Linked DNA regions of Mus musculus: region 2 is linked to region 1. The links are chromatin contacts, found by Hi-C in ENCODE. All regions are on one chromosome and are shown on one strand. Each heading gives the region's core, a stretch centred on a gene start or an enhancer-like site at or near the end of the contact. The rest is flanking DNA. Distances are from core to core; before and after follow the strand shown. Region 1 overlaps D930020B18Rik (RIKEN cDNA D930020B18 gene). Region 2 overlaps Srgap1 (SLIT-ROBO Rho GTPase activating protein 1).

Region 1 (4,746 bases), core at 311-2,810:
GGAACACACTACCCCACGTCAAAGTGTACATCCAGGGGCAGGAGGGATGGCTCAGTGGTTAAAAGTGCTTGCTGTTCTTCCAGAGAACCTGAGCTTGGTTTCCAGCACTTACACCCGGTAGCGCGCAACTTACACTGGGTAGCGCGAAAACCCCTATGGCTCCTGCTCTAACGTATCCAATGCCGCCCTCTTCTGGCCTCTACAAACCCACACATAACCATAAAAGAAAAAAAGAGTGTTGTATACAAAGCCAGCACTTGGGAGATAGAGGCAGGAGGAAAAGGAGTTCAAAGCCATTCTTGGCCACTGAGCGATCAAGTCTCCCTGGGTTCCGTGAGACCCCGTTTTAATAAACAAAAGTGTTGTTTACAGGCAGAGGACACTAGAGAGCTTGGAGAAGCTAGTGAGCTTACAGAAAGAAATAGGCAAGGCCTAGAAAGTGGCTTAATGTAAATTGGTTAGATGCCTGAGTCAGAACTAGAAACGAGGTTTCTGGGTGAAGGTTTCATTCTTATACTTTTTTCCCCCAAAAGTTCAATACTTAAGACTTTTTAAAAAATCACAATAAAAGGAAAAAAAAAAAAAACCTCATGGAAACAAATAAGACTAGTAATTTATAAATAATCTGCAAACAAAACATTTTTTATCAATGTATCAAAACATTATTTTGAGAGTCACAGTATACCAGGTTTTTCAAGTTGAAAACTCAGTACTACCTTTATGGTATTTTTTTTCTTTTGAAAGATCTTACAATGATTCTATTAAACACTGCACTGACAACGAAACCAGCACATAAGAACTTGCCTGGGATGCTGGCAAATCAAGTCATTACTGGCGCAGTAAGAATGGCGTGTGGGAGCACAGCAGGGCGAGGAGGCGGCTGAGGCTGCCCAGGGCAGGTGCACACATCTGGAACATGGGTAAGAAGGTTCCCTCCTTAGCCACCTACAGCCTCTCAGAGTAGCAATTTGAGAAGCTAAAAGTGTCTGCATGCCTTTTTTAACACAAAGTCTCATATCTAGAAGCCAGTTTTTATTTTATTATTTTTTGTGGTGCTGGACACTGAACCCGGGGCCTCCCTACATGCTAGGCAAGTGCCCTACCATTTGAGCTACAGTCTCAGCTGGAACGGTTCTATTTTTACATAAAATATTTAGAAAGCTATAGAAGTAGTAAATTTAAGAAATATATTGAGCAATCAGTCAAAATCATATAAATATTATATTAAAAAATGATCACTGTAAAATAATTTAAATATTGCTGGACAAATTTATGACACGAAACTAAGTCTCAACAAAGTCCCCAGCCGTGGTTCCATTGAGCACCACAGGCAAAGCCGCCCAGAGTGCACTTTCTTTGGAAGCAGACTTTCCTCTCCTACTTCCTCAGGCTGTAGGAAGTTATACAGAAAGCCCACTTCTGGTGTTTTTTAAAGTCAAACGCAACAGCTCCAGAAAGTGTTTGGGGTCTAAGTTAACTTACAGCCACTCAGTGTGACCTTTTGTAAATGAGTGCGAGAGGCTCCACAGGCTGGTTCAGACTGGCCCACTCTGGCGTGAAACAGAGCAGCATACTGCGGAGCTTCCCCACAGGAAGTCCTGCCTGTTTTCCTTCAGTATTCCGTGCAGCTGCAGTGGTGTCCTCCTGCCCACTGCTGCAGGCACACTTTTGACATTAAAATATTTCCGGGTAGGGGAGAAAGTGCCGCACGCCATCACCCACACGCCATCGCCGGGCACTTCTCTAAGGCTGTGTACTTTGTACTTCTACGACAATCTTGCTGCGGGTGTTCCAGTGGCTCCCTCCAATCGCCAAGGAGACCCACGAGATCTGTTCTGCACACGCAGGCTCTGAGATTCTGCGCTTGCTCAGTACTGTTTTCATGGCTTTGAGAAAGCTTTCATTCTGGAGAGGTACGGCACTTTCCATAAGTGAAGAAAGATGTAGCCAGTGTTTGTGTTGCTTGGGGCTGGGTTGTTTTGCTTTGGTTTTGTTACTGTTTGTTTGGGGTTTTTTGGTTTTGTTTGTTTTTTTTTTTTTTTTCCTGTGGTAGAGCTTGAACACACATCTTCACAGATGCTAGGTAGAGACTCTGCCTCTGAGTTGCAGGCTCTCAGCCCAGACATAGCTACTTAAAAAAAAATTAAGACTCTACCCCCACCCCAGAACTGGGCGTGGGGACACACATTTTACTCCTAGTGCTTGGGAGGCGGAGGCAGCGGCAGGCAGATCTCTGTGAGTTCAAGGTCTACAGAAGGAGTTCCAGGACAGCCAGGACTACACAGAGAAACCCTATCTCAAGAAAGCAGAAACCAAAAAGTAAGAGCTCTTAAAGCGGTGTTAATGAGCACTTCACTAGACTCTTTAGAAGGAAGGAGCTAAATAGTCCATAAATCAAAAGGCTGTTTTCCATAGTGACTTCAGTGGATACTTTATACTTCTAACCTCCTCTAACATTTTGCACACTGTTTCTGCTCAATCAACTGCAGAACTTCATGACAGAGCTGAGTGGTGGGCTCTGTAATGGGGTAGCAGCCTGGGAGCCTCTGCTCCAAGGCCGGCATGTGAATAAAGTACCTGCAAGTCACAGAGAGAAACAAAACACCGTTAAAACGAGAACTTTCACACTGGCTCATCCAGTATGTTCACATTCGCGGCACAACGATGGAAGGGTGGGGGAGGGGAGGGGTGGGGGTGGGGGAGGGGCGGGGTGGGAGTGGGGGTGGAGGACCCTTAGCCACGGGGACTCAGCATGTCCAGACTTCCAACCTCCCGAGCTCAGGACTTAGAAAATCCTTACCACATATGCACTCCAGCCTTTCTCTTTGAGACAGGAATTATTAATAATGGATCTGCCACCTAGGCGGTGACCAAGACAGGATGGGGCTGTCTTCACCAAAATCTATGCTAAGGACTCTGATGGTGGGCCCTCAAACTGCACAGCAAGGAGAAGGGAACCAAGATGAGATAACCCGTCCGATCAGGCAAGAGGAAAGAGTAGGGTTTATCTCCCATAAAGATATAGGCAACCTTCATCCGCGTCCTTGAGTAGCATCAAAGAACGAAGACCAGAATCACTGAGGGTAGCTTTTTAAAACTGCCATTCCTAGATCATGCCCCAGGCAAACCAAAACAGAAGGACCACAACCTGGGTCAGTGTTTTTGATAACAGATGATTCTAATGCAAGGTCAGTTAAAACCATTGGTTTAAAAAAAAAAAAAAAAACCACAAACCTGAAGGTCCACAAGAATCATAAACCAGGGGGCTGGAGGAGAAAGCAGGGGGGATGGTAGCCAAAGGGCACACAATCGCCCTAACAGGGTCCTGCTGGGAGCTCCAGGTCCTACTGCTAACCATTTGTGCCAGCCGTCCTGATTGTTTATAAAGTTTATAACTAGGTCTTTTATAATTAGGATAAGCATGATGGTACATGCCTGTAATTGCTGTGAGTTCAAAGCCAACTTAAGCTAAATGGTGAGTTCCAGACCAGCCTGGGCTACACTGTAAAACTTTCCCTCAAACTGGAAAAACAGGTGTGGGTGTGTGTGTGTGTGTGTGTGTGTGTGTGTGTGTGTGTGTGTGTGATGTTATACATACCACAACATACTAAACCTTGGGAATATGATAAATGAAAGACATGGGAAAGGGCGTCCATTGGACAATTGTCTAGAAGACTGGGTAGGTAAGAGGTTAGAGCCAAGAGCTGAGAAGGAAGAATGGGATATGTCTGCTTAGCAGGCACTGGGTTTATTTTAGATAATGACAGTGTTCCAGGGTTCAATAATTACAGTTGCAAAAACATTGTGAAATGTATTCAGAGCTACCAAATTATATGCTCTAGAGGGGTAAATTTCACGCAATGTCAGTTTTTCCTAATGAAATTTTCAAAGGAAGTTAGGAGGCAGGAGTGGAGGGGTGCTGGGACTGATTTGTGGGATCAACTTGGAGCCAAATAAGTTCCTTTTATGGTATCCAGAGTGGACCCTCTGATGTAATGCCACACGCAGGAAAAACGGAGTCCACACAGAGGGCTGGATTTCTTCCTTTTGAAGCCAATATAAAGCTGTAATGTACGCCTCCACATCTTCTGATGTCTCTCTCTCCGAACCAATAGCAGAGCCAAGCTGCCAGAACCCTTCTCATTTAAGGCAAAAACTACCTTAGCTTTTCTTTAGTGTGAGTTAGTTCAGGTTGTACTGCTGAGTGCTTTGCTGGCCTTTATAAAGAGGTGCAACCCCTGAGGTGCACAGCGGAGCAGGCTGGCTGCCTGAGGAAACCAACCCTGGCTACTGCCGCCTCTTACTGTTTTGCTCGTGACAAGGGGGTAAATGAAGCCAATGGACAGCCAGCTAACTCCCCAGTGTGTCTAGGTTCCCAATCTGTCCCCCTTACTGACTGATCCCTGCAAAACGCCCCTGCAACGACTGGCTTGAACTCAGTTCATGATTTATCAACCCTTCAATAGGATTTGTTACTCTAAAATAAATCATTACACGTCTGTGCAACGTGGGCTGCACACAAGAAAGGCAATCGATTCGAGACAAGTGGATTCTAGGTCAGGGGCACTCAGATGGTAGTGGTTCTTAGAGCTGTCCCAGATTTCACCTTACCTGTGATCAAACAAAGAAGTACCAAAAAAAAAGTGTGGAATTTTCCATCACCATTTAACCCAAGCATCGTCCTGTCCTAAGTGATGTGTTTATAGGAAGAAAGAGAGCAGGGGATATGTTCTATGGAGGTGTAGT
Region 2 (4,746 bases), core at 433-2,932, 170 kb before region 1:
AACTCAGCTCTCTGTGCAGAAGCTGGCCTTTCGTGTCTCATTAATAATTCATAAGCACCATAGAATCACTTGAGACCTTTTTAGCCAAATATCTTTGAGTCCTAACATATCCAATGTCATTTCAGCTTCTGGTTTAGAAAAAGAGACTCCTCTGTGGCAAGGCTTTCTCTCAGTAGCCCTTGACGAACCTTCTCTCCTCCCTGCCTCCCACCCCGTGTTTATTATTCCTTTTAAGTTCAGGATGCTTGAGAAATCTAGAATTTGGAAATGTTACATAACAGAAGTAAGAAATTCACGCCAACTAAGTGGCTTTATGGACCTATGAACACCATAGGGGCCCGAGACAGACTGCCTGTCAGAAGCCAGCACAGAAGTACGCATGCGCACGCACATACACCTCCCGCCTAGGAGGGAAAAGTCCAGAAGTACCTGCTAGGCAAATGGAGTTCCTTAGCCAGATGTCTGTTCCACTGTCTGATTAAGAAGCCATTGTGAAACCAGATCTCACACCGACAGGATCCACTTGGCTATAGTGGAAATAGAAACCCACAGGGCTTTTGTCCTTTGGTGGAGTGAAGTGTTAGGGGGGATGATGGAAACTTTGTAGCTGCTCTTCAAAACACCAAGTTGGTTTGGTAGTTGGGGTCAGAATTCTTTCTGCCCTCCCTCCATTTTATCTCCCTCCCTCCCTCCCTCCCTCCCTCCCTCCCTCCCTCCCTCCCTCCCTTCCTTTCTTCTTCCTCCCTCCCTTCTGTCCCTTCCACCTTTGCTCCCCTCCTTCCCTCCCCCTCTCCTCCAGTTACCCTTTCTCTTTTAAGCTCTAAGGAGCACAGGTTGTGTCTGGAGTGAAAGGCCTTTCTCAGTTTCAGTCTCCTCTTTGTATTTCAGCCTCCCACCTGAATCACTACTTACACAGCGAAGCAGCAGTTCTTGCTTCCATATAATCAGGTGGAAGATGCTGTCTTCGTTCTGAATAGTAGACTGATTTTAAGCACTAGTCCATATTAAAGAAATGGGGCCCGTTTCCTTTTCAAACCCGAGTCTTTATAAAATAAGATGTTATTGGAAGATAGAATGATTATTTTTTTCCCCAATCTCTCTGATGTATACAAAACTGCAGGGAACCATTATAGATTGGGAGAAGCAAGAGGAATAAAAGAAGTCTTTGTTCACTTGAGCCTAGAATCTCCAAATTAACCAAAATGAATCATTCTCTCTGTATTTGGGGCGCAGCTGACTCCACCAGAGATGGATGGTAGTGAGCCAGTTGCTGCATTTCACAATTGTATTACTTGTGACATCATAGCTGTTTGCCAATTTTTATAAATCAAATCATAATCAACTCCTCTTGTCAGCTTGGGGAAACAGCACCCCCAAAGGGCAGGGTCACAAGACCTTGACACTCGAGTGTTCTAGGGAAGTGTCTCCAGTGTTTAATCATTAAACTATGCATCCTTCTTAAACTGCAGACTAATGAGTCAGGGTAGAGCTAAATATTCTGTATTTTTAAACAGTTTAAGGGGTTTGTTTTTGTTTTTGTTTTTTTTAATGTGTGATTGTGTATATACGTGGAGCACAGGCCATAGCAAATGTGTGGAAATCAGAGAATAGCCTGTAGAAGCCAGTTCTATCATTCCCCAATGTGGGGGGTCCAGGAGCTCGATCTCAGATCGACAAGCTTGGCAGCAAGCCCCGCCCGACACCTGCCTATCCCGAGTCCAGGATTCTAACCAGCCCCTCGTGAAGCTATTGCTGCTGATCACATTTTGAGCAACAAGATTTTGAAGTAACTTTGCTTTAAAGTCTCCATTTTAATAGTTTGGAATCTGAAGCTGGAAGGACAAAGTGCTCACTGCTGCCCCGGGAAAGCTCACCTAGGGCCTTCTTCGTGCTAAGTGAGCACCCGGCCACTGAGCCTCCAGACTAGCATTTGGTGTTTCCCTTCCCAGAAGCTGGTGATGCTTCCTGGCCTGGGGGACCTGCTCTTTGTACCAAGGCTGCTTCCTGTGAGCCATCTCCTACCATCTTCGTAGCAAGCCAGTGAACAGCTTCCTTTAGGATGGAAGTGTTTTGCTGTGGCCCAGCCTTAATGTGCCTGGAGCCTAGTGTAATCCCTGGCACCTGGCCCATTAATGATTTGAATTGAATCAAGGTGAATTGACTAACTTCATTAGAGCAATACAGAGATGACCTGGTTTTGTCTATTTAAAATTATGTGCTTCCTCTTTAAGAGATTTCCTCCTCTTCCTCCTCCTCCTCCTCCTCTTCCTCTTCCTCTTCCTCCTCCTCCTCCTCTTTCTCCTCCTCCTCTTCTTTCTCCTCTTCCTCCTCTTCCTCCTCCTCCTCTTCTTCCTCCTCCTCTTCCTCCTCCTCCTCTTTCTCCTCCTCCTCTTTCTCCTCCTCCTCTTTCTCCTCTTCCTCTTTCTCCTCCTCCTCCTCTTTCTTCTCCTCCTCCTCCTCCTCTTTCTTCTCCTCCTCCTCCTCTTTCTCCTCCTCCTCCTCTTTCTCCTCCTCCTCCTCTTTCTCCTCCTCCTCCTCTTCCTCCTCCTCCTCCTCCTCCTCCTCCTTTTCATATATCCAAATCCAACATTCTGCTGTCAGTAATGGCTGGCTCATTTCCAGACTTATATACTCCTTTTAAATCATATTCATTTAGGATGCAAGAGACTCAGGGAAGAGGGGAAACATCAAAGCAGCTCTTTCCTTAAAAATTACTTCTAGTTTTAATTACATATCTGTGTCTGTGTGGCGGTATAAGCATGTGATTGCAGGTGCCCGAAGAGGCCAGAGGCGTGGAATTCCCCTGCAGCTGGTGTTTCAGGCGCTTGTGAACCACCCAGGTAGAGGCTGGGACTTGAACCCCAATCCTCCTAACTTCTGAACCATCTCTTCAGCCCCAAGTATGAAACAAATTCTGTCTATAATAAGAGGACTTTAGCAACCATCTCCTATTTAAGAATTTTATGCTGGGAGTTAAAGGGAAGGGATTTCTGAGTATTTTGATAGACTCAAGCCTGTTCCCTTCTACAAATCTGAATTAGTCTTGAGTCGTCAATAAAATATGCAAATCTTAAATCTCACTTAGCATATTTGTCTCCTAGAAGGGTTTGAATAAATTGCTGTATCAGTCACAGCGTCGAGTGAATGAAACTTGGATGCAATTCTTCATTGTTTCCTTCCTCTGTTGTATTGTGCTGTTACATTTTTGATAGCTTTATTATGTATAATTCACATACCACTCCGCTCACGCACTAAAAGTCTACAGTTGGCATTTAGTACTTCCAGAGAACTGTGTGCCCATCACTACAGCCAATTTTAGAACATTTTTATTATTCCTAAAAGAAATCTTGCACCCCTCAGCAATTACCTCTCCAATTCTTCCACCCCGCCCCCACCCCCAGCAGGAGCCATCTTCTGCCTCTGTTCTCTTCTTTAGATAAACGGATTCATACAATGCATAGGCCTATTTGTGACTGACTTCTTCTACATAGCATATTTCTAAAGTTCATGCATGTTACAACATGGATTCATATTCTGTTCCTTTCTGTGGATGAATAATACTATTCTAATGTATGGTTGTATGACAATCTGCTTATAGATTCATTAACTGGTAGACATTTCTTTCACATTGTTGCTATGACTAGAGCTGCTATAACTCTTCAGGGGCAAGTTATTTTCATTCATCTCACATACATACCTAGGACAGTTTTTTTTTTCTGACCCTGTGAGCATGTGTGTACATCTATGTGTGCATGTGTGCTTGTGCACATGTATGCATGTGTGTGCCTGTGTGTGTGCATATGTGTGTGTAGTCTAAGTGCATGTAGATACAACAGAAACACCACCTATCACTCTCCATCCAGTTCTTTTGAGTGAGGGTCTCTACTGAACCCAGAACTAGCTGTCCCTAGCACACGTCCTGTCTGCACACGCCCACTGTGTGAAGGTTGCAGGCATGTGTGGCCACATTCTGGTTTTCACATGTGGTGAGGTGTGGACTCGGGTCCCTTCTGCTTATACACCGAAGTGCTGCTACCCAAGGAGCGTCTTCCCCAGCCCAGAGTCTTGGAATAACAGTGTGTTTCACCTTTTGCGCAACTAACTGTTTACCAAGTGACTATACCACTTTATACTCCTGCCAATGGTGTGTGAAGGTTCCAGTTTGCCCACATTCCTCCTAGTGCTTGATGTCAGTGTGTGTAAGCTGGTTTCTCGTTGTCTTTTTTGTTAAGATTCATTTATTTTTATGTGTATGAATGTTTTTGCCCTTATGTGTGTCTGAGAACCATGTGAATGCGGTACCCACAGAGGCCAGAAGAGGGCATCAGATCCCCTGAACTGGCATTAACAGATGGTTGTGAGCCACCATATGGGTGCTCTCAACCAAACCCATATATCCTTTGCAAAAGCAACAAATGCTTGTGACTGCAGAGTCACCTCTAGCCCGTTCTTGTTATCTTTTTGCTCTGTGTTTCCCTGATAACCAAGGGTCTCCAGCATCTTTTGATAACACTGCCCCAACCACTTCTCTGCCGTCCTCATTGGTCTCTACCCAGAGACTCCTCTCTTCTCACGGGCCAATTTGAATTATTGGATTATAGGAGTTCTTTATATATTCTAGACCCAAGTCTCTTTACAAACACTTTCCTCATTCTGGTTTGACCTTTCAGTGGCTTGATAATTTTGATGGAACCCAGTCAAACATCTCTTTGATTCCTCAGGTGCTTCTGATGTCATGCACAGGAA

The links. Hi-C counts contacts between places; a loop is a spot of excess contacts on that map.
Region 2: a map of mouse trophoblast stem cell shows a loop between it and region 1 (2.6-fold over the local background). The contact joins two enhancer-like sites. A Hi-C loop is called at or near these places in 2 of 37 maps with a recorded cell type or tissue (T-helper 1 cell and mouse trophoblast stem cell).

The regions. Positions count from the first base shown.
Region 1 is chr10:121,690,190-121,694,935 of GRCm38, reverse strand. It overlaps D930020B18Rik (RIKEN cDNA D930020B18 gene), which reads right to left. Exons shown (of 13, transcript NM_177335.4): 13 at 1,022-2,577. The coding sequence ends at 2,451. Among named protein-coding and RNA genes, the nearest start is that of Gm35865, 13 kb to the left of the region's middle. Within about 2 kb of position 1,560, at least 1 of the 3 ENCODE cell types and tissues checked has a DNase peak (open chromatin) inside an H3K27ac peak, as active enhancers do.
Region 2 is chr10:121,855,647-121,860,392 of GRCm38, reverse strand. All of the region lies in intron 6 of Srgap1 (SLIT-ROBO Rho GTPase activating protein 1), which reads left to right. Among named protein-coding and RNA genes, the nearest start is that of Gm46183, 63 kb to the right of the region's middle. Within about 2 kb of position 1,682, at least 1 of the 3 ENCODE cell types and tissues checked has a DNase peak (open chromatin) inside an H3K27ac peak, as active enhancers do.